2 separate regions of the Mus musculus genome follow, and region 1 is linked to region 2. A link is a loop called in an ENCODE intact Hi-C map of the cell type or tissue named here. Cell type or tissue: heart. All regions are shown on one strand. Links, peaks and the distances in the headings refer to the core of each region. The heading gives the core; the rest is flanking DNA.

Region 1 (10,065 bases), core at 873-8,872, 51 kb after region 2:
GGAGGATGAGATGGGGAGGGGAGAACTGTAGGCACTGAGGGGACACAGTTAGGAAGAGAGCAAGCAAGCAGTAAAGTCTACTGAAAGTGTGGAAGGGAAGGGGAAGGTAGGGGCTGTCAGAGCAGCTTGGGCATTTCAGGGACAGCACCAGAAAGTAGAGAGTAGAACCAGACTCAGCTGACAGGTCTGATGAGGACATCCCAAGCATGGTGATATGGGGGCCTCGTTCTGAGCTCAGCCCTGTCTTGGGAAGATGAACACACAGGTCCTAACAGCAGTGGTTAGAGTGGATAGAAGGTGACTGGCCCCTTCCAGCAAATTGTTGGCTGGGGTGACTTGGACAGAGTAGAACTTGGAAAAGATGCCCAGTGTCAAAAACACAGAAGGACAAACACCTCACAGCCACCACACTGCAGCTATAGGCTGCTCTGTACCTATAATGGCCAAGGGTCTGAGCTTCGCCGGACTCTGCTTTGTGTTCTGTTATGTGTGCACAGTGTGGAAGCCAAATCCGAAGGCCCCCTTCCTTTCTCTCTCTGACTTGCTGACTTGGCTTCCTTCAGTCCTAATGGACCTCAGGCCTTCCCTTCCCCTCCCCGCCCGCCCCTAGCGTCAGCAGCCTCTGCTAATCCACAGCTGGTATTAAGCCGAATGAACTCTCAGCTTGCACGGAGGCCTCAATGTTTGTTCTTTGAACAAATGAACAGACTCCAGTTGCCAAGACCCAGCTTCTGCCCTCCATCCAATCAGTAAGGCCCTGGGGATATGGACCAGTTCTGGGGCTCCCAGATCTCCCACTCCTTGATATCTCTGACAGTTGCCTGAATGTTGGCACGGGAGGTCTTAAAGTCCCTTCAGTTTCGGGAGCAGATCACGGTACATCAAAGCCCCCCTGCTCTGGCTGAACTGGAATGCAGGAGGAAGGCAGCTGGGCAGATGCACTGTGACCTTTTAACCTTCTTTACAGCACACTGGGCACCATCCTATGGTCCCTTCTCACAGGGGCTCAGTGATGAAGGGAGGAGGGGAAAAACATTTGAGAATGCAGATAGAGCCCAGGGAGAGGCTCATATGCCCATGTCACATGCCAAGGTCAGGTCTGGTGCTTACAGGCACTGCTGGCAAACGACCTGAATTCCTTCTGTACCCTGCGTCCTGTCCCAGGGTGAAATGAAGAAGGGAGGTAACTGGACAACCCAAGCAAGCATGGGCGCCATGTCCCCCTGCTGACATTTCTGGACTGCTGCCAGCTCGGGGCCTCTTTTCTCCCTTCTTTTCTCTTTTGTTCCTCAAGCTCCTGTCATGTGGTCTCCTCTGCTCCCTTAGATACACCAGGCTCCCCATCCCAGGGCTTTTATATAATAGAACCGTCCATTGAGAAGGCATGTGCCAAACCCCGACCTCTCCCAGACCCATAGTTAACATTTCTAAATCCATCCACTTTTTCTTTTTTAAAGATGTTTTTATTTATTTCACGAATGTGAGTACACTGCCGCTCTCTTCAGACACACCAAGAAGGAAACAGATTCCATTACAGGTGGTTGTGAGCCACCATGTGGTTGCTGGTAATTGAACTCAGGACACCTCAGGAAGAGCAGTCAGTGCTCTTAAACTCTGAGCCATCTCTCCAGCCTCCCATTTAGCTTTTTAAAATAACCATTTTTTAATTTATAACTCTTATCTATTAAAAGTATGCAATTCAAGATTTTTGTTCCTTCACAATTGAGTAATTGTCACCAACACCAGTTTCAGGATATTACATTACGGTCTCTCTAAGGCTTTGGACTCATCAGCAGCCTCTCTCTGACTAGGGCAGCCACTATCTCTGTCCTTACGGGTTTGTCTATTCTGGACAGGTCATATGAATAGAATCTCAGCATGTGGCCTTATGTGACTGGCTCCTGTCACTTAGTGCTTCTTTTACGTTCCTGTTCTCAAGGTTCATCCACATTGTACTTCAGTCCTTCACTCTATTCCTGGCCAAATAATATTCTGTTCACTCACAGCCAAGTCATGGTTAAAAGACACATTTATATACTAGGTACGAACAAGGATTCAGGCCTGATACCACACGTGTAATCCGGCCACCAGTGGGTAGGCTTCTGAGTCGTTTCCACATCCTAAGTATTGCGAAAATACTGATGAACGTTCATATTGACAAGTTTTTGTGTGGGCATATGTTTTCATTTCTCTTGGGAAAATTCCAAGAAATGAAATTGTGGGGTCATCTGATCATTATGTATAATAATCCTTTGAGGAACTACCAGACCCTACCACAGAGGCTGCACCACATTGCCCAGTAGTAAATTGGGGCTCCAACAGCTACACTTTGGGTTTGTTTGTTTGTTTGTTTGTTTTTGTCTTTGGGCTCTTTGTTTGTTTGTTTTGGGTATGTGTGTGTGTGTGTGTTTGTTTGTTTGTTTGTTTGTTTGTTTTACAGGGTTTCTCGGTATAGCCCTGGCTGTCCTGGAACTCACTCTGTAGACCAGGCTTGCCTCAAACTCAGAAATCCACCTGCTTCTGCCTCCCAACTGCTGGGATTAAAGGCGTGCACCACCACTGCCTGGCAACAGCTACACTTTTGTATCAACACTTTGTTTTAAAATTATGGCCCTTGTAGCCGGTGTGACTAGGGTGGCTGTGGTTTGAGTTGTGTTTGTCTGCTGGCTAGTGATGTCATCTTTCCAGGGCCTTCCTAGCCAGTCATGCAATCTTTAGAGATATAGCTTCTCAGATCTTAAGTGGGTTCTGCAAGAGTTCTTTATGTATTATAGTGACATCTCCTATTGGGCACATGATTTACAAAATTGTTTTCATTCTGTGTGTTCTTGCTTTCCTCTTTTGATGGCTTCATTTGAAGAACAAAAGATTTTCATTGGATGATCTCCAACGTATCTAACTTTCCTTTTGTTACATGCACTGTTGCTACCATGTTTAAGAAACCATACAAAGGCCACAAGGGCTTGAGACAATGTGTTCTCCTAAGAGTCTTACAATGTCAATTCCTACAGACTTTGATACATTTGGAGTTAATTTTTGTACTGGTGTGAGGTGGGAGATTGACTTCATTCTTACCATGTATCCAGAGGCAGCAGCACCCATGTTGGAAAGTCTATGGGGTGAGATTGGTGACTTTGCTGAAAATCAACTGCCCACAAATGTCCTTCCAATTTTAACCCAAGCATTATTTCTGTAGGAACCATGGCCCACATCCTCCATACCCTGACCTCATCATGTCTGGGTTCCCAGTACTTATACTATACAGAAAGTAGAATGGGCATGACTACATATATATACAAACTAACACAGATGATGGGCTATACTATATATTTACAGTTTGTAGATCACTCATCAATAACACCATGGTTAAAAGATATATTTATATACTAAGTGCAAACAAAGTTACAGGCCTGAGCCTGGTATGGGAGGTTCAGATCCAGCTCTGCCAATTTACTAACTGCCTGGCCCTTATGCATAGTGTTTAGGCTATCTGTGCCTCAGTTTCCTCATCTATAAATTGGCGATTTACTTACCTCATAGGGTTGCCATGGTAACATGTAAAGGATATGGCACATGAAGTGATCTATTATTAAGCATGACATTCCATAAGCTTTAAGAGGTAAGAACAAGGACACTTTTGTGTTTGGGTTCCACTGTGTCTCCCTATCCAGTACTGTGCCTGTCACAGGGAGCACACTGGATTAATGAGGGAATAAAGGCATGCATGCAGAAATGAGCCACAGATGGTTCTAATCCCACCCTCCCACTGTCTGGCTTGTGAAGTCTCCGGACCTCTATAAAGAGAGGGTGTTGGAGTCATAGGTGATTTTTCTGTGCTTGGATGCAGAACTCTTAAATTAAGAACTCACTTTGAAAGGCAGATAAGGGGAGCTGCTGTGGGAGATGCACGGCATGTCTAGCATCCTTTCTCCATGAGTACCCCTTTCCCAGAGTCTGCTGGACTGTGTGCAAACCACCAATGCTCCCTCACCCTCAGCAGCCCATGATTCAGAGGCAGCTGACATCTGAGGCTCTTAATTCAAGCCAAATGCTTGTGTCTTGAGGCTTGTGGGAGGTAGAGTGGTACAGTCTAAGGGGGTAAACATCCTCCCACAGGGAAGGAAGGAGGCAGAGTGCCCTAAAACCTCTGCTCCCCACAAACAGAAGAGCCCCTCTGTTCTCAAGCCCTTCATCCTTAGCCCCCGACTCACATCAAGACACTCTGACCACTAGGCTCAGAGTTCTGTTTGCCCACCCATCTGCTAAGCATCTGCCCACGTCACTGAGACACCATCATTCTACCAGGCAGATAATCTGTGGGAGGCCAATGGGTGAATGGGTGATCCAAGGTCATAGCCTAGAAAATGATGGCAGAGAAAAGACTAGACCTCACGCCCAGCCTCTTACCCTAAACCTAACTCCAGCAACAGAATATCAGTGCATCACTTAAATCCAAGAGACCAGGGAGACCAACTCAAGAAGTGCTGACAGTCAGCCATGTCCAGTAGCCCCTAAAGAGAGAAAGGCCAGAAAGGTGTCCCAGGCAAGTTGCTGGGTGCCCGGCTACAGGTAGGGGCAGCCTGAGAGTGGAGTGTTCCAAGTGTTTGAACAGCAATCTCAAGAATGTGAACTTTGGAGTTAGGCAGGTCTGCCCGGGTCATCAACAACCTGTATTGGTCTCAGTTTCTTCAACCAGTGACATAAAACAATAGTGTCCACGCCGCTGAGCTGTTGAGAGGGGGAGGGAATGCAAAGCCTTTAACTTTAGTCTGCCAACCTGGTGCCAACACACAAACACATAGCCTGACTGTCCTTGGTACTGGGGTGCTGACGGTTGAGCCTTTCCCACCCCCCCCAGGTCTTAGAGTTTGCTAAGCTCATCGGTATTGCAAAACACGTTCCTACCAAAGAGGGGGCCAATTAATAACACGGACGGTGGGCAGAGCAGAGCTGGCCTGTGGCATGGCACACTGGGGCAGCTGGTTGACATAGGACTTGGCTGAGATGGCCTCCACTTGAGGACATGAATTTGATTTGTCTAAAAGAACGAACAGAGGCGGGATGATGTTTGATGGACAAAGGCTTCTTGTCTTGTTCTCAGTCCTAGGCTCTGCAACTTATCAGGGCAAAAAAACCAACCCTTGTTGAGCCTGAGTTTCCTCACCTGACAAACAGAAGACAATGAGGGTCTATTCTTCCACCACAGGATGTAGAGAATCTAACTCAGGTCATTGGCTTACATGGTAAGACCTTTTACCTGATGAGTCGTCTCTCCACTGTCCTAGGTCTTTAGAATGTCTGCAAGGTGCTGAGCAAGGCCCTTCCAGCAGGCCCCTGGGAACACTCCTGGAGGCAGGAACTGAGCCAGAAAGAATGGGGATGATGACCCAGATAGAGGGAACAGCTTGAAGAGAACCAGAGGGCCACACATGGCAGTTTGATTTGGGACAGACATATGAGTCCTGGAAGACCAGGCCAACTACAGGATAATTCACAACTTGGAAACCTGCTTGCTCCGTGTCACTTCAAGCGGCAAGGTAACTAGAAGTGATGCTCTGATCCATCGCTCTGCCTTTCCTGGAAAAGATTCTGGATCTATTCTGGGCCCTCCTGTGGGACAGGGTGGGCCAGGAGACTGTCAGCTCTGCTCTTGAACTGTGTTTCCTGACATTCATGAGAGACAGGTTCTCCGATGGCGTAGTTCCCCCTAGCCCCAGTCTCTCTACCCCACAGGAGGGGTGATTGGAGTGGGTGTGACCCACAGCTGGGATTATTCATCAAACAGCCAAAAAAAGCCCCAAGAGACGCCCACAATAGTAATAAAAATAACAATTCCTTAAATGTGTTCCAAAGCATTGGGAGCCAGTTCTGCCGTAATCCGTCTCCCTGTGAGGTCACTAGTCACTCTTCCTCTACGTGGAGGAAACTGAAACACAGGCAGGGAAGTGACTCCCCTGAGGCTGTGTGGGCTGGTCATTCTGAGACAGCATCTTCAACTGTGGGTGGGGGCAGTTAGCAGAGAAGGGGACAGCAGTCCAGTGTGTTAAGGGGACACTTAGGGAGGGGACCACTGCCTAGAGGTATCAACTCTGTGAGCCTTTATTTAAGGTTATATTTGTTTATCTAATATTTATGTATTTGTATGTGGGATGTAGTGGGGGGGGGGGGTGCCGAATCAGAGGACAACTTTCAGGAATTGGATTTTTTTTCTCACTCAACTTGGGTCCCAGAATCAAACTCAGACAGTGAGACTTGAAGGCAAGTGTATTCCTTTCCCTACTGAGAGATCTTGATGGTCCCAGGTTTCCTGTCTTGACAGTTCAAAAGGGCTGGGTTGGGCAAGGCCTCTTCTGCCTTGATTCCCAGGTCCTGAAACAGCAGTAACAGGGGACACTGAAGCCAGGTTAGTAGCAGTTGACAGGCTGGCCAATGGGAGAGACCATTCGCAGCAGGAAGGACAATGTATGCTAAGATGGGACAGTGACATGCAAGGGAGTCACAAGGCTCAGTGGGAAGAGATTTAGTGGAGGTTTATGGGAACAAGAGGGGCTCTGTCTGGGAAGGTAGAGGTGTGTCTCCTGAGAGACTAGGACATACAGTGGGGAGACTAGGGCCCAGGAAGGGGCGCCTGTGTCTGTCTCAGAGTACACTAGGTATGGCCGCCAGATGGGAAGGTATGGCCTTTCCTCCAGTCTTTGAATTATCCTCCATAAGGAGCCCTGGGTAGAAGGCTTCCGGCTCTGGTATAACGATGGGAACTTCCCAAGGAGGTCTGCTTCACAGCGGAGGCTTGTTGGCAGGGCTGCGTCCAGGTCGTGCTGGCACCACCCCTTAAGTCTTCTTTTACTGGGAGGTCGGGACCCTTTTGCCCTGTGAAAGGTAAGGTACGGCTTGCCTGATGTCCTTGTCACATGTATTAGCAGGCTAAAGACACGACAGGGAATACTTCTAGGCCAGGCTCATTCTTGTGCAGCCAGACAATGACTGTCTCTGGACCACTCCCAGACATGGCCAGCCTGCCAAGCCTTCCAGGGGCAGAGGAGACGTGATGACCCCTTCCTGCACGCCTCTGACTAACAGACCCTTGGGTCTTTGAAGTATCACAACACAGCCTGTTGCTAGAGCAACCTGCAGACCTGAGGTTTCTGACACCCCTCACCAGTTGCTCACAGGGAGCCCTCTGGGGCAGTTTTCCCTGGCTCAGCTGGGCTGAGGGGAGCGTTTGTCAGGAGGAGGAGGCAGTTATGTGCATTTTAATGCTGAGGAAAAAGCAGGCAAGCCATTGAGCAAGTGGTCTCTCTCTCTCTCTCTCTCTCTCTCTCTCTCTCTCTCTCTCTCTCCCCCTCCCTCCTCCTTCTCCTCCTCCTCCTCTCCCTCCTCCCTCCCTCCCTCCCTCCCTCCCTCCCTCCCTCCCTCCCTCCCTCCCATATCTTTGGCCCTAAAGACATAGGTTTAAATGAAATGCCCTAAACCACCTGCTCCTCCTTATCTAGGGCATCCCGATCACAGACAGGATATGGCCACCAAGTTGGAGCAATGCCAGGAACAGTATGGGCACCTCCCATGTTCTCCCCAAGCCCTCAGAATCAGGTTCAGAACTTCAGAAGCTGTTCTGAACAGCCACCAAGACACCACGCCCCACCCTTCACAGGCCATCAGTGAGAGGCTGCACCAACACGGCCTGTACTCAGCCCTGCCAACAACCTTCCTCTTGAAGCAGGTCCCCTTGGATGCTCCCATCCCTACACCAGAGAGAGAGCCAAGGGACCTTCCAGGGCTCCTTGTGGGATTGTCTCAAACCCTGGAGGAAGGGCCACACCCATCCCATCCGGCTGCCACATTCCAGTTTGCTCTGAGGTAGATAATCACCTCTTCTGTGGCCCTAGTCTCCCCACTGTACGGCCATAGCGTGCCCAGAGGTGTTTCCTGTCTCCCCAGTCAGCTCCCTCTCTTCAGCCTGGGAAGCAGTGTCTCTCTGGCCCCAGGACTTGCCTCAGAGCCTCCCTCAGGGTTTTCTTTCTGTCAAGGGCTACAGTGTGGCTAACTCAGGCCCTCCTGAGCTGACTGGAGCAGGTCCTGAGCCTCCTGGTCCAGTCTTCATCCAATGATCTCCCAGGTCCTTCAGGATTTTTGGCTTCCTAAATCCCATCTATCTTCTGTGGTCCTAAGGTTCAGCCCAAGCCGGCCTCTCTACCTGGGCCATCTTCCTCCTCTGTTCTGGGCTCAACCTCTGCCTCCAAAAGTGCTCCTAGCTGCCTCATTAGGCCATCTTCAGTTCCTTGCAGGCATCTCTTCAAAGATTTGGAATGCGAAGTCTACCTCAGATCTGCTGCAGAACCAGGGGCCCAGCCTACCACTCGCACCCTCTTTTTCTTCTTTGTTGGGTAAGGGAAGCCCAGGTTGGTCTTGAACTTTCCACCCTCCTGTTGTTGCTGTGTGCTGGGGTGACAATGTGCCCTACCACACATGTCTTAATGCCCAGTTTAATGCTATTACACTTGGAAAAAAAGATACATTTCCAAGAGCCATAGTGTTAGGAGACATGTGTTCACGGGCATGATTTTCAACTCTGGGCGTAGGTAATTTATGAAATTCCTAGGCAAATGGTTGGACCTGGAGGGCATCATCCTGAGTGAGGTAACACAATCACAAAAGAACTCACATGATATGTACTCACTGATAAGTGGATATTAGCCCAGAAACTTAGTGTACCCGAGATATAAGAGACAATTTGTAAAACACATGAAACTGAAGAAGAACGAAGACCAAAGTGTGGACACTTTGCCCCTTCTTAGAAATGGAAGCAATCACCCATGGAAGGAGTTACAGAGACAAAGTTTGGAGCTGCGACAAAAGGATGGACCATCTAGAGACTGCCATATCCAGGGATCCATCCCATAATTAGCCTCCAAACGATGACACCATTGCATACACTAGCAAGTGTTTGCTGAAAGGACCCTGATATAGCTGTCTCTTGTGAGACTAGGCCGGGGCCTAGCAAACACATAAGTGGATGCTCACAGTCAGCTATTGGATGGATCACAGGGCCCCCAATGGAGGAGCTAGAGAAAGTAACTAAGGAGCTAAAGAGATCTGCAACCCTGTAGGTGGAACAACATTATGAACTAACCAGTACCCCGGAGCTCTTGACTCTAGCTGCATATGTATCAAAAGATGGCCTAGTAAGCCATCACTGGAAAGAGAGGCCCATTGGACACGCAATTTGTATATGCCCCAGTACAGGAGAACGCCAGGGCCAAAAAGTGGGAATGGGTGGGTAGGGGATGGGGGGGGAGGGGATGGGGGACTTTTAGGATAGCATTGGAAATGTAATTGAGGAAAATACGTAATAAAAAAATATATAATAAAAAAAGAAGAATGTCAAATTGCCATGATTCCCACTCTGTGAGTAGCAAATATAATCCAATATGTTTCTCTTGAACATGGCTTTAAGCAAAGGAGAAAAACTTGGGAAGCCTGTGAAATCACGTACTTTGGACATCCCAGGAAGCAGAGTTGACTATGGTAGACAGCAGGGTATACCTAGGTAAGGAGTGGAATATTCCATGCTTGAATAGGAATTGAGGTGGAAACTCCTGGTGTGGCTTTTTAATGATGAGCAAAGGAAATGCAAGCAATGTAAATCATACTTCTCAAAAATAAAGATAGCAAGTTAACATTTAAAAAAAATTGTTTTATTCAGCTGAAGTCACGCAGTTGATACTAGACACTTATCAGAAGGCATAGTAATTTTAAATAGTTCTGAGAAATTCATTCAAAACACACTAAAACTCTTCCAGATTTCAAAACAGCCTATAGGGGACTAGAGAGCTGGCTCAGCTGTTAGGCGCACCCACTGTTCCCAATCTGGGATCCTAACAGCCATGTTGGATGGCTTGTAGCTGTCTACTGTAACTCCAGCTCCAGGGGTTCTGCTGTCCTCTTCTGAGATCACATACCCCCCCCCCACCCACACACACACATACACAGATGCTTTTAATCCCAGCACCTGGGAGGCAAAGGCAGGTGAATTATTGTCAGTCTGAGACAACCCAGGACTCCATA
Region 2 (10,065 bases), core at 800-8,799:
AGAGAACTGGACTCTCCCCATGTGACCACAGGCTGTGTTCTCACCTTACTGATTCTAGGAGAGCAGGCAGATGGCATCCTCTGAAGTGTGGGAAGGTGACCCCTAGCCGTGGGGATCAGTCTGACTTGTGGAAGCCAGATTCCAGAGGCTCTGCCAAATGTGGGACTTCTAGCCCTTTGAGGAAGATGGAACCTCATGCCCACTGCAAACTCAGCCCAGGCAGGAACCTGGCATCTAGTCTTCACCTTAGGAAAGGGCCTCAGGGAACTGCCAGGACAGGGTGGCCATTGTGAGAGCGTGGGGTGCATGGAGCCTACGGGGCAAGGTCTCTGTGTTACAGTTCTCCTCAAACCAGGCCTCCCAGGTCCTTCCCCCACGCTCTCACCATCTTCCTGCCATCCCCAGAACTCTGGCTTTCCCAGAGGAAGATGACACCACCGACCAGATGATCCAGCCCTGCACCATTCTCCCTCCCTGGTCCCGTCAGCCCCTCACCACCTCTGAAGCTGTGCTCCATTCTACTGAAGATGAAGATGATCTGAGACCACAGTGAGGATGCTGAGCTGAGGGTCCCTGGCAGGAACCTGTCCTCTACGTGAAGCCCAGATCCCATAACTGCCAACTCCAGTACCACCTCAGAGACCATGGATAAGGCCATGACATACTACCCTCATGATAGAGCCCCATGGGATCTGACCTTCAAATGGTTAACCGGGAAGCCTGTGAGCTGGGTCACCCCCCAGTTCCCAGCAGTCCCCGGCTGCAGTATTGTGGTTTCACGGTCTATGGCTCAGCACAGACACGCTATGAAGATGCTTGGAGCTTCGTGTTTGTCTTAAAAGTTCTCACTTGGCACCTTGCCACTCCCTGGGGGCCTGGGGAGCCTGTAGGGGGATCAGTCAAAGTGCTCACTGCTGGGAGATGCTTGCTGCTGGTGCGCTGCTGGTACACAGAGCCTGGAGGCCCCTGTGTGATGGGGGAGGAGAGTTGGGGGAAACTGGGCCTCAGCGACACCTGCTACCCCTGCATGGATGACTCTGACAATCACATGTTCCACTAAGAACAGAAAACCAGCCCTCTGGGGGTCACCCAGGCTCAATAGACCTGCTGACTTCAAGATGACCTGCCCTACCCATTGTATGGATAAGGCCAGAATCTCCGAGCCTGTCCCTGAAAGGGGCCATGATGACCAGCCAAGGGGAGATCTCCAGAAAAGCATCCACCCTACCCCATTCCACAACTCTCTTCCCTGCACTAAAGCCATTCATTCCCCAGTGCAAATTACACACCTAGTTTCTATGTGGGCTTGTCTCCCTGGGCCCAGTATTGGCTTTCGGCTTCAAATTCTTTTCTCTAATATGTCTGACACCTAGACACATGAATTGTACTTTCTTATTGTCCCTTCAAGAGACAAGGTCAGAGCCGTGATCCTTAACAGGTATGGTCAGCACCCTCTTTGTATAAGGGAAGATGAACGGGGAAGAGCCGGGGAAGCCAGGGTTCTGGCCCAGCAGTTAGGGCCCTATTAGCATCTAGTGGGGGAACTCCCTGGCTCCCAGGAGCCTGCATCAGTAGTCAGCAGGGTCACAGAATGAAGATAGCCATAACTGAGCACTAGATTCTGGTGTAGGATGGAAACCTGTGCTTAGTTCCTGACTCCCAAGTGGTGTGATTTGAGACAGTCACTTGAACTCTCTGAGTCTTGTTTTCCAGTCGATGAGGATAGAAGCTAATGGAGAGCTGTGTGTGGCCATCTTTACTCTGGTATATCAAATAAAAAGGACTGAGCCAGAACAGGGGTCCGGCAAAGGGCGATGGAGACTAAATTAGGGATCGGATCCTTCTCATTCCGATCCACAGTTCAGCAAGGACAGGACGCTCACAGAGTTTTAGCAGCATGCTCCGAGTCACAGTGGATCTGTGCACCATTGGCCTTCTGGGTCACTAGCTCCTATGCCTCAAGGGTTATCCTGCCTCAGCAAAATTCCCCCAGGGAGTCTTGAGAAAGACTGAGTGTCTGAGAGCCACTCTGTCAGGGTGGAACCAGTAAGGACCCAGGAAAAGTTGTGTCCCCTGTCTGACCTGTCACCTGAGGACTGTGTTGAAGACATCCAGTTTCTGGCAGATGGAAGCATCAGTGGCAGGAAACTGATGGAAAGATGCCCTCCGTGGGTCCTAGAAAAATGTGCTGTCCGTGGCTGCCTTGTAAATGAGACCCTGCTTGGATTCTGACATCCATCACTCCCTGCAGACTCGAGCTCTGCCTCCTGGAGGGGGTGAGGGTACTTTTACACTTCTGGATCAGCCACCCTCCTTGCTCTACTTCCTCAGCCTCACATCTGCCCACAAGAGAGGATGCTGGACAATTTTATTTCCCAGCTTCCCAGGGCCTGCGGAAGAGAGACAGGCTCCTCACTGGGTTCTCAACCCAGTCTGTCTTATGTGGTCTCCCCAGCCAGAGGAACTGTAGATTTACCATTTGTCTCGCTCTACAGAAACAAGTGGAGGTCAGAAAAGTCAAGCAACCTTCCCCAAGTCACACAGCATGACAGTTCAAGAGCAGAGATGTAGGGGGTGGGGGCTAAAGAGTTCCGCCTGGTCCTCAGTCCCAAGAGACCTCTGTAGTTGGGGGAGGACATGCTTGGTTGCCCCTCTATCTCCTATCTCTTGGGGAGCCCCATCCGGGCACAGAACCCCATGTGCTTCCTAACCACAACCGCAGCCCCTGGGGGCACAAGGGAAGCAGGCCGCTCATCCTGTAGTGATGGCACCAGCCCTGCCCTGCCCCCACCTTGAGCCAAGTTCTAGGGCAACTCTGACGGTGTGAGAGAGCATCAGGCCATCATGGGGAAGCAGGTAGGGAGAGCCCCAGCCTACCTGAGTCTTTGTTCATGCTCTGCCCTCGCTACAGAGTAGTCACAAAGCCCCTTCCTCGATTGATACATGACCCCATGGACTCCAACCTGGAAAAGGTGTCCTCCTAAAGCAGCAGATGAGGAACGGTCTCTAACACCCATCGGGTGCAGGCCCAGGCCTACATCGACTTCATCCAAAAGAGCGGCTCTTGCCATTCTACACTTGGCAGAGAGGGGAACTGAAGTTCAGTCTGACTAGATAGTACACACAAGGGCTGAGGTGGGAGAGCCACAACCCTGAGAGCTCCCGAGGGTGGGTGGGGGCAGGAAGCTGGGCTACTCTGCTGCTCTGACTCCTTATAGCATCAGAGGATGCCTCCTTGGTGAACCTTTCCCTGACCTTAGGTTAGGTCAGGGCTCTAGACTGGAGTTGTCAGGGACTGTCCTCTCTGGGTTGTTCGCACCGCATGGGTCCATCCAACCACTGTGGACTAGATGGGAGGAAAGGCCCAGCTCAGAGCCCAGCCCTACTCTGGCTCACCCCGCTTGGTGCTGTTAAGATAGGGTGGATGGCCCTCCTCTAGGCGCTGTGACCACCAGGGAGAACATTATGAATACAGAACTAGAGACTGGAGGACGGCAGCAACACTCTTCACCCATCTTTCAGTCTAGACCCAGCAGGGCACGGTGCCAGTGTCTGAGGAGGCTAAGTACCTTGTAAAGGCAGCGGCTTTGGGTAAGTTATGAGACTGTCATTATGCAGTTTAACCTATCAGAGCCTCAGGTCCCCCAAATGTCCGTGGGGACCTGACAAGTCTCAACCAGCTGGCTTTTCCCTCATCCCACTCCTAGCCTCAGCTTCTCTATCAGTAAGCAGGGGACACTGACAGGCTTGGAGATGACTTAAAGGCAGGATAGCTGGGGGGGGGGGGGGGTGGATGGGACCCCCTCAGGGCCATCCCAGGGCCAAAGAAGGGTCACTTCCTTCCGTGCCGGTGGTTGCCAGTCACCTCTGGGTGGCCCCCTGCCTTGGTGCGGTGGCGCCAGGATTTCCTCCGCGGACCTGCGGCTCCCTGCACCCAAGACCTCGCGGGCCCACGGCTGCACGTGCGGCTGCCTCGGCCTAGCTTCTTTTGTGATCCTTCTCCCTCCAGTCGTTTTTCGGTTTCAAGCGCCGCCCTAGCTGGGTCCGGGCGATTCCAGAGCAGAGGCGATGCTCGGTTCCTAGGTCCGCACGGCTGGCAGGGCGGTGTTAGGACCCCGCGGCTCAGAGTCCCAGGGGGCGTGGCCGGGCGGCCGGTGCTATTTAAAAGGCGGGCGCCGCCCCCTCCCGGCCGGCTGGAGCGGCGCTGCAGCGGTCCGGCCTCGGCGGGCCAGACCCCCGGGGTTGCGCGAACGATGCGCGGAGGAGTCAGGCGGCGGCGGCGGCGCTGAGCCAGGTAGGGGCGGCGGTCGGCGGCGGTGCCTAGAGAGCTAGGGCCGGACCCTCCCTCGGCACCCGGGTGTTAGCAGATCTACCTAAGGAAGGGCTCAGATAGGCGTTCCCATTTGACAGCTGGGAAAATCGAGGCAGGAAGCTCTGGGTGTGCCTAGGAGCACACAGCCAAGCAAGCAGATTAGGATTTGAATTCAGGTCTGCCCCAGGCAGACATGGGCTTTCCACACTACCACTATTATCTGGAGGGGATACCCAGAACTCTTTGGGGAGACTTCTTTATGTGTGATAGATAGGAGGGACCCCCCTACCCCACCTCCACCCTGACATTTCACATCACAAGCACATTCCTTTGGGTTAAGGTCTGATTCCCCTGAGATGTAGGATGTCTCTAGAACGGGCTGCCCCTAGTGAGTGATTCACTGCACTGTGAGCCTTGAAGCTGCTCTCCCAGGCCCCCTTTGACAGTAGTCATAACAGACTGAGAGCCCTACCGCTCAGTATACTCCTGGGCCTGGGGCTGTAGGCTCCTGAGTAACTTAGGAAGGAAGTCTTGGCAGTTGCTTTGGAGGCACAGGGGCTGGATTCTGATACCGACTCTTCGATTTACTGTACAAGTGCCTTAGGGTAAGTCATTTCTCTGAATCTCGTGGTCTGGGAGAGAGATCCACAGGGTGCCCGTGGGGTCTGCACTAGTGGAGACCACCCAGCACTAAGGGACTATAGATCTGGCTGAGTCCCAGTTGCAGCACACCTAGGGGCTAAGGATCAGGCACTTTGCCTTCCCAAGCCTCGGTCCTCCAGTCTGTAAATGGGAATTATAGTAATCACCTCACTTGGTGGTTGTGAGAGTTAAAAGACCTGCAGTCAACCTAGGGCTTAGAAAAATTGTAACCTCCTTGCATAGTAGGGGCAGTCTTATTTTTATTATAGGTTTGACTCCACTATCTGTCTGTCCCCCTCTGTCATGCACGCGCGAGCACGCGTGCATGTGCACACACACATACAAGCACATACAGAGATATTCTTTGACACCTCTCCAATCAGAATCCAGCTACCTGCCTGCAGAGCCAGGACCTCTATCCTCAGCATCGTTGGTATCTGAACCATCAGGGAAGGACATGGAAGGGTCCCAGTACTTTCCTGGTCATGCTCCACCTGATCCATGCTAAGCAAGGATAGCCAGTGTTGGAATGGGAACTGGTGTGTCCTGCAGATGAATCACCTAGGCAAGGAGAGATAAAGAATTTGCCCTGAGGACCACACTAGCCAGTGGTGGGGCTTGACAGTGAGCCCTGGGTTTGAATGCCTCTGGTTGTCCCTGGGGGGCTGAGTTCTCACTGCTGCAGATGGGGCACAGCAGGGTGCTTCTTTCCACCATAATTCTGTGGGGACTGTCTCTTCTGGATGTGCAGAGGAAGGAGAGACAGGGTCCCTTTGGGCATCCCTACCTTAACCCCAGGTCCTAACTTGTCCTTATTGCAGCTGAATTTGTGACATCATTCAGCCACTTGTTCCCTGGGAGAAATTTAGTGAGCATATACTTAAGGAATGAAGCAAATGAGAAATGAGAGCGGGAGGGGGGATAGAACACCCAGGAGCCTGAGCAGGAACATTCTGGACCAGGAGGGAGCAGCCAAGCAGAGTCCTTCCCCATCCCCCATCCCCCTCCCCCCCACACACACCCACCACCAGGCAGCAGGGAAGGTACTGAGGTGACTGAGGAGTTTGCTGAGGGGAAGAAGGTGGTAGGTGGAGCTGATGGGAGAGAGGGTGACGTCTGAACGCTACTGGAGATTTCAAAGTGATTTGTAAGATCTGGCATGTGATTTTGAAACGTCACTGGGTGCCATGTATGGGGCAGATTGTCCCGTCCTAGAGGGAAGCAAGAAGGCAAACAGTGGAGTTGGCTGTTGCAGTGAAGGTGGGCGGCTTTGAACCTGCTGGACTAGGGCGGGGAGGGGCCAGGGGGACCTCTCCTCACCTGTATCCCATAGTGGAGACTTGCCTGCTGCTGCGCCATCTGACTTCCCTGTGTCATAAGGTGGGTCCCCACGGGTACTTCCTTTTCAAGAGGTAGGGAATCACAGTGGGGTGTGCTGTGTGCCCCACACTGAGCTGTCCGATGCTCAGCAACTGTGAGAGCCCTGAGAACACAGGGTAACCGTGAGAACCAGAGGAAGCTTCCTAGAGGACAGGGCATCTAAGCTCCACGGGTGAAGAGACATTGAGCTGCAGGGGAGGCAGAGGAAGCCAGGGGTCCAGAGGTCCAAAGGAAGCACAGGTCCGTACATGTGCTCAGGGCTCAGAGACAGAGCGAGGACAATGACAAGTCAGGTGGGAGACAAGAGCTGGCCGAGGGAGGGATGGTTGCCCAGGGCCTGGACATGAAGGCTGGCCCAGGAAGGGATAGCTGCTCAGAGCCTGGAGATGAAGGCCAGGGGCTTTCATTTAGCTCTGAGGATGCTGATGTTAAGCAGGTAGGGACTGCATTTGAACCAAAAGAACAAAATTTCCTGTGAATTCATAGCCTGCAGTGAAAGCGGAGCACTGTGGGGCAGGGCTGGGCTCTGGGGGAGCCAGGAAGGAGAGTTGAAAGGGCCACACTAGCCCCTGCGTGTTTCAGCAAGATAAGCAGCCACGGCATTGAGAGTCATCCCCAGTGGGTTCTGACAGTCAAAAGAGCCGGCACAGGCCTGCAGAGCTCTCCCAAGGCCATCTTTAGAGTGGCAACTCTCATTCCCTTACCCACTGTTGGAGACCTTCAAGTGCAGAGGCGAAGGGCACAGAGTCTACCATGTAGCTGTGTTGTCTTAGCTGTATTTTATAACCTCTCTGAGCCTCGGTGTTGTTTTGGTTTGGCTGTTTGTCTTTTCCCTTCTATAAACTAAGATGTGTAAGGAAACAGAGCTGAGTCCTTGAGCGTCAGGTTTGATGGTGAGGTATGATATGCTGTAACACCTTCATAGAATGTCTGTTGTCCTCAACAAAACCTGACATTTACCCCTGGAAACAACGTCAGAGAGATAACACCTGTGTAAGGTCACACAGCAGATGCCTAGCAGAGATGAGAGGGAGCGAGTGCTATGGTCTCTCCTCGCAAGCACGCTGCCGCCGCCATATCCACGCTTCCGCCGCCATGTCCAGGCTGTAATCTCCCTGTTTCCCAGCATAGAACTAGATGTGAGGTGACATTCAGTATGGGAGGAAGTGAATGCATTAATTAATTAATTAATTAATTAACTAACAGGTTGATCTGTGTTTCCCCAGCACATGGCTCAAGTCCACAGGGATTCACCCCTGCTAAGAGCCTCTGAGGTCCCCATGGGTCCCTGTGCTGGCTGCTTACACTGCAATGGAGCTCTGGACCTGGGCAGCTGTAGCCTTCAGTGAAAGTAGCTGCCTGGCAGCCTGCTGGGGTGGGGCTTCCTGTCAGCACCCGGCCAGCCCCTGACAATGACAAGGTCTAAGAATTCCAACCAAAAGTAAAAGGTCAAAAGGAAGGATTTGTGGAGAATGAAACATTCCATTTGGGGCTAAGGACCTGGGATGGGGGCCTGCCTGGGGCCTGGAGGGAAATTGAGTCAGAGGTTCACTCCCCCACCCAATCCGGCCCTGCCCTAGGGTCCCTCTGTCACCTGAGCACCCCTTCCTAACTGTCTTCTGCCAGGTGACCCTCTTTAGTTTTTTTATTGCATTTTATTTATTGGAAGGGAGGTGTGCATGTGTAGCGGGAAGTTGAAGTCCAGGAGCCAGCTTTCTCCTTCCACCATGTGGGTCCCAGAGTCAAACTCAGGCCTAATGGCAAGAGCCTTTACCCCTGGGCCTTTTCAATGGCCTGAGGTGGGCCTTAGGTAAACGCAAAGCAGACGGTCATACATTGCTTTAAAAGTCTTGCTTCCTCTGAGCAATGACTCAGCTCGCCTTCAAACTTGCAATCCCTGGCCTCCTACCTCAGCCTCTTGAGTTCCAGAATACCACTACTCTCAGCTCCCCTGAGGCCCGCGCACGGCCCACGTGGCTCCCGATTTCTGTCAGGATCCCCGAGGGAGGGCAAGTGGGTGCTGCTGTCGGTGGGGGGAGCCGTGGTCTCAACATTGCTCTCTTCTCTCCACCCTAGGCAGAGCCATGAGCCACCAGATCCTGCTACTCCTGGCCATGCTGACCCTGGGCCTGGCTATCTCTCAGCGTCGAGAGCAAGTGCCCTGTAGGACGGTAAGACACAGTGCAGGCAGAGTGAGGGGTCCCACAGCCCAGTCCAGGTCAAAGGTTAGTGGGGCCAGCAAAGGATAGAGCTTTGCCTCGGTATTTGTCGCGCATACACTAGACAGTTGAGAAGCCTGTCTACCTAACAATCGCATTTGTTCCTATTTTACAGAAGGGGAAGTTTGGAGAGGCCAGGTGACCTAAGCAAGGTTATTCAGTTAGGGACCGTGGGGCCACTGGCCCTCTATTCCCTGTTACAAGTGATTGGTCTTTTGGGACATCCTGGGGGCTACACAAGCTGGAAAGGCTCCGCTGTACTGTTCTTCCCGGGTACATAGCCCTTCCCTGGCTGGGACCCTGAACTTGGACTGCCTGCTAGAATGCTCCTCCCTCATTGCAGCCAGGTCAAAGGCCACCTTGCTCAGGAAACCTCTCCCACCGTTGACTGCTGATTTCTTCTGTTGCTCCTTCCTCTGGCTCTGTGTCCTCCCCCATCTCCATGCTGAGCAGACGGAGGATATGTGCTACTTCATCCATAGCCAAAAACTGTCTTACCCAGCCGACCAAGGGCTCCTAGGGGGCAGAAACCATACAGGCTGAAGACATTGTGACCCTGTGAGGTATAGGGAGAAAAACCCTCTAGGCTAGTGGTTCTCAACCTGTGGGTCTCGACCCCTAAGGGGGTTTAGCTCAGATATCCTGCATATCAGATACTTACATTAGAATTCATAACAATGGCAAAATTACAGTTGTGACGTAACAATGAAATAACTTTCTGGCCAGGGGTCACCACAGCATGAGGAACTGTATTGAAGGGTTACAGGGTTAGGAAGGCTGAGAACCGCTGCTCTAGGAATACTTGCAAAGCAGGACAGGCACACCACCAGCTGCACTTGGGCATAGAATGGACTAACTGTGTAAAGAGGCCAGAAATGCCAGCAGCCATTTCCTGGGGTCTGTGTGCCCTGCTGTGGCCACTAATTCTTTCTTAGAGACATCCTGAGAGTCTCACACCCAGACTAATGAGAGCAAAGACCTCAGATATCACCATATGCCCACAGCCTTGGCGGACTGAGGTCTTAAATGGTGAGGACTCTGGCACCTGTAGACAGAGGGCATGGAGCAGGGGCTCTCTGAGAAGCATGAGATAGGAGAAGACTTTCTGAACTGTCAGAAAGAGCTCTAGACCCAGCTGCAGAAAAGACATGTGACCCTGTGGGCTCCGACAGCAGAAATGACAGAGACAGGATTCAAACCCTGTTCCCCCTGTGCAGTTCACTGCCAGAACCTCTCCTCTTGTGTATGGATGGGAAGTGAAGTTGGATAGCATGTTCCTTCCCCCCTCAGGAAGAGGGCAGATCAGTGACTGACATGGCAGAGTGAAGGAGGATGCTAAACCCCAGCCAAGACCCCTATATCTCTGCACCAGAGACTTCTAGCAGTCAGTCAGAGCTCAGCAATAAGGGCAGGGAGGGTGCTGAGATGGTCCAGTCCTTCAGGCTCCTTCTGAAGTCTGGGCTGGATCAAAGAGGAGGGTACCAGGTACTCCCCTGGACCTCTGCAGTTTCT

Evidence for each region. A loop is a pair of places that touch in the nucleus more often than their neighbours do. Peaks named below come from ENCODE experiments on the same cell type or tissue, not always from the same donor. Only the 100,000 strongest peaks of a DNase experiment are listed, where the experiment ranks them.
Region 1: a loop joins it to region 2, with 3.0 times the contacts of the local background. A loop is called at or near these places in 7 of 42 quality-filtered maps.

What each region holds. Positions count from the first base shown.
Region 1 is chr7:98,537,130-98,547,194 of GRCm38, forward strand. No RefSeq gene overlaps it. Among named protein-coding and RNA genes, the nearest start is that of Gm23040, 35 kb to the left of the region's middle. In heart, for the core only: no CTCF peak of the experiment used is centred there; DNase peaks (open chromatin) are centred at 932, 1,022, 5,852, 7,712 and 1 weaker place; H3K27ac peaks cover 1,781 bases.
Region 2 is chr7:98,485,804-98,495,868 of GRCm38, forward strand. Lrrc32 (leucine rich repeat containing 32) reads left to right here and starts at 4,188. Exons shown (of 3, transcript NM_001113379.2): 1 at 4,188-4,294; 2 at 8,411-8,505. The coding sequence starts at 8,419. It overlaps Gm38588 (a long non-coding RNA gene), which reads left to right. Exons shown (of 3, transcript XR_869808.1): 3 at 406-418. In heart, for the core only: a CTCF peak has its summit at 4,196 (motif pointing left); DNase peaks (open chromatin) are centred at 3,548, 4,168, 6,198, 7,718 and 7 weaker places; H3K4me3 peaks cover 1,665 bases; H3K27ac peaks cover 3,600 bases; H3K27me3 peaks cover 1,226 bases.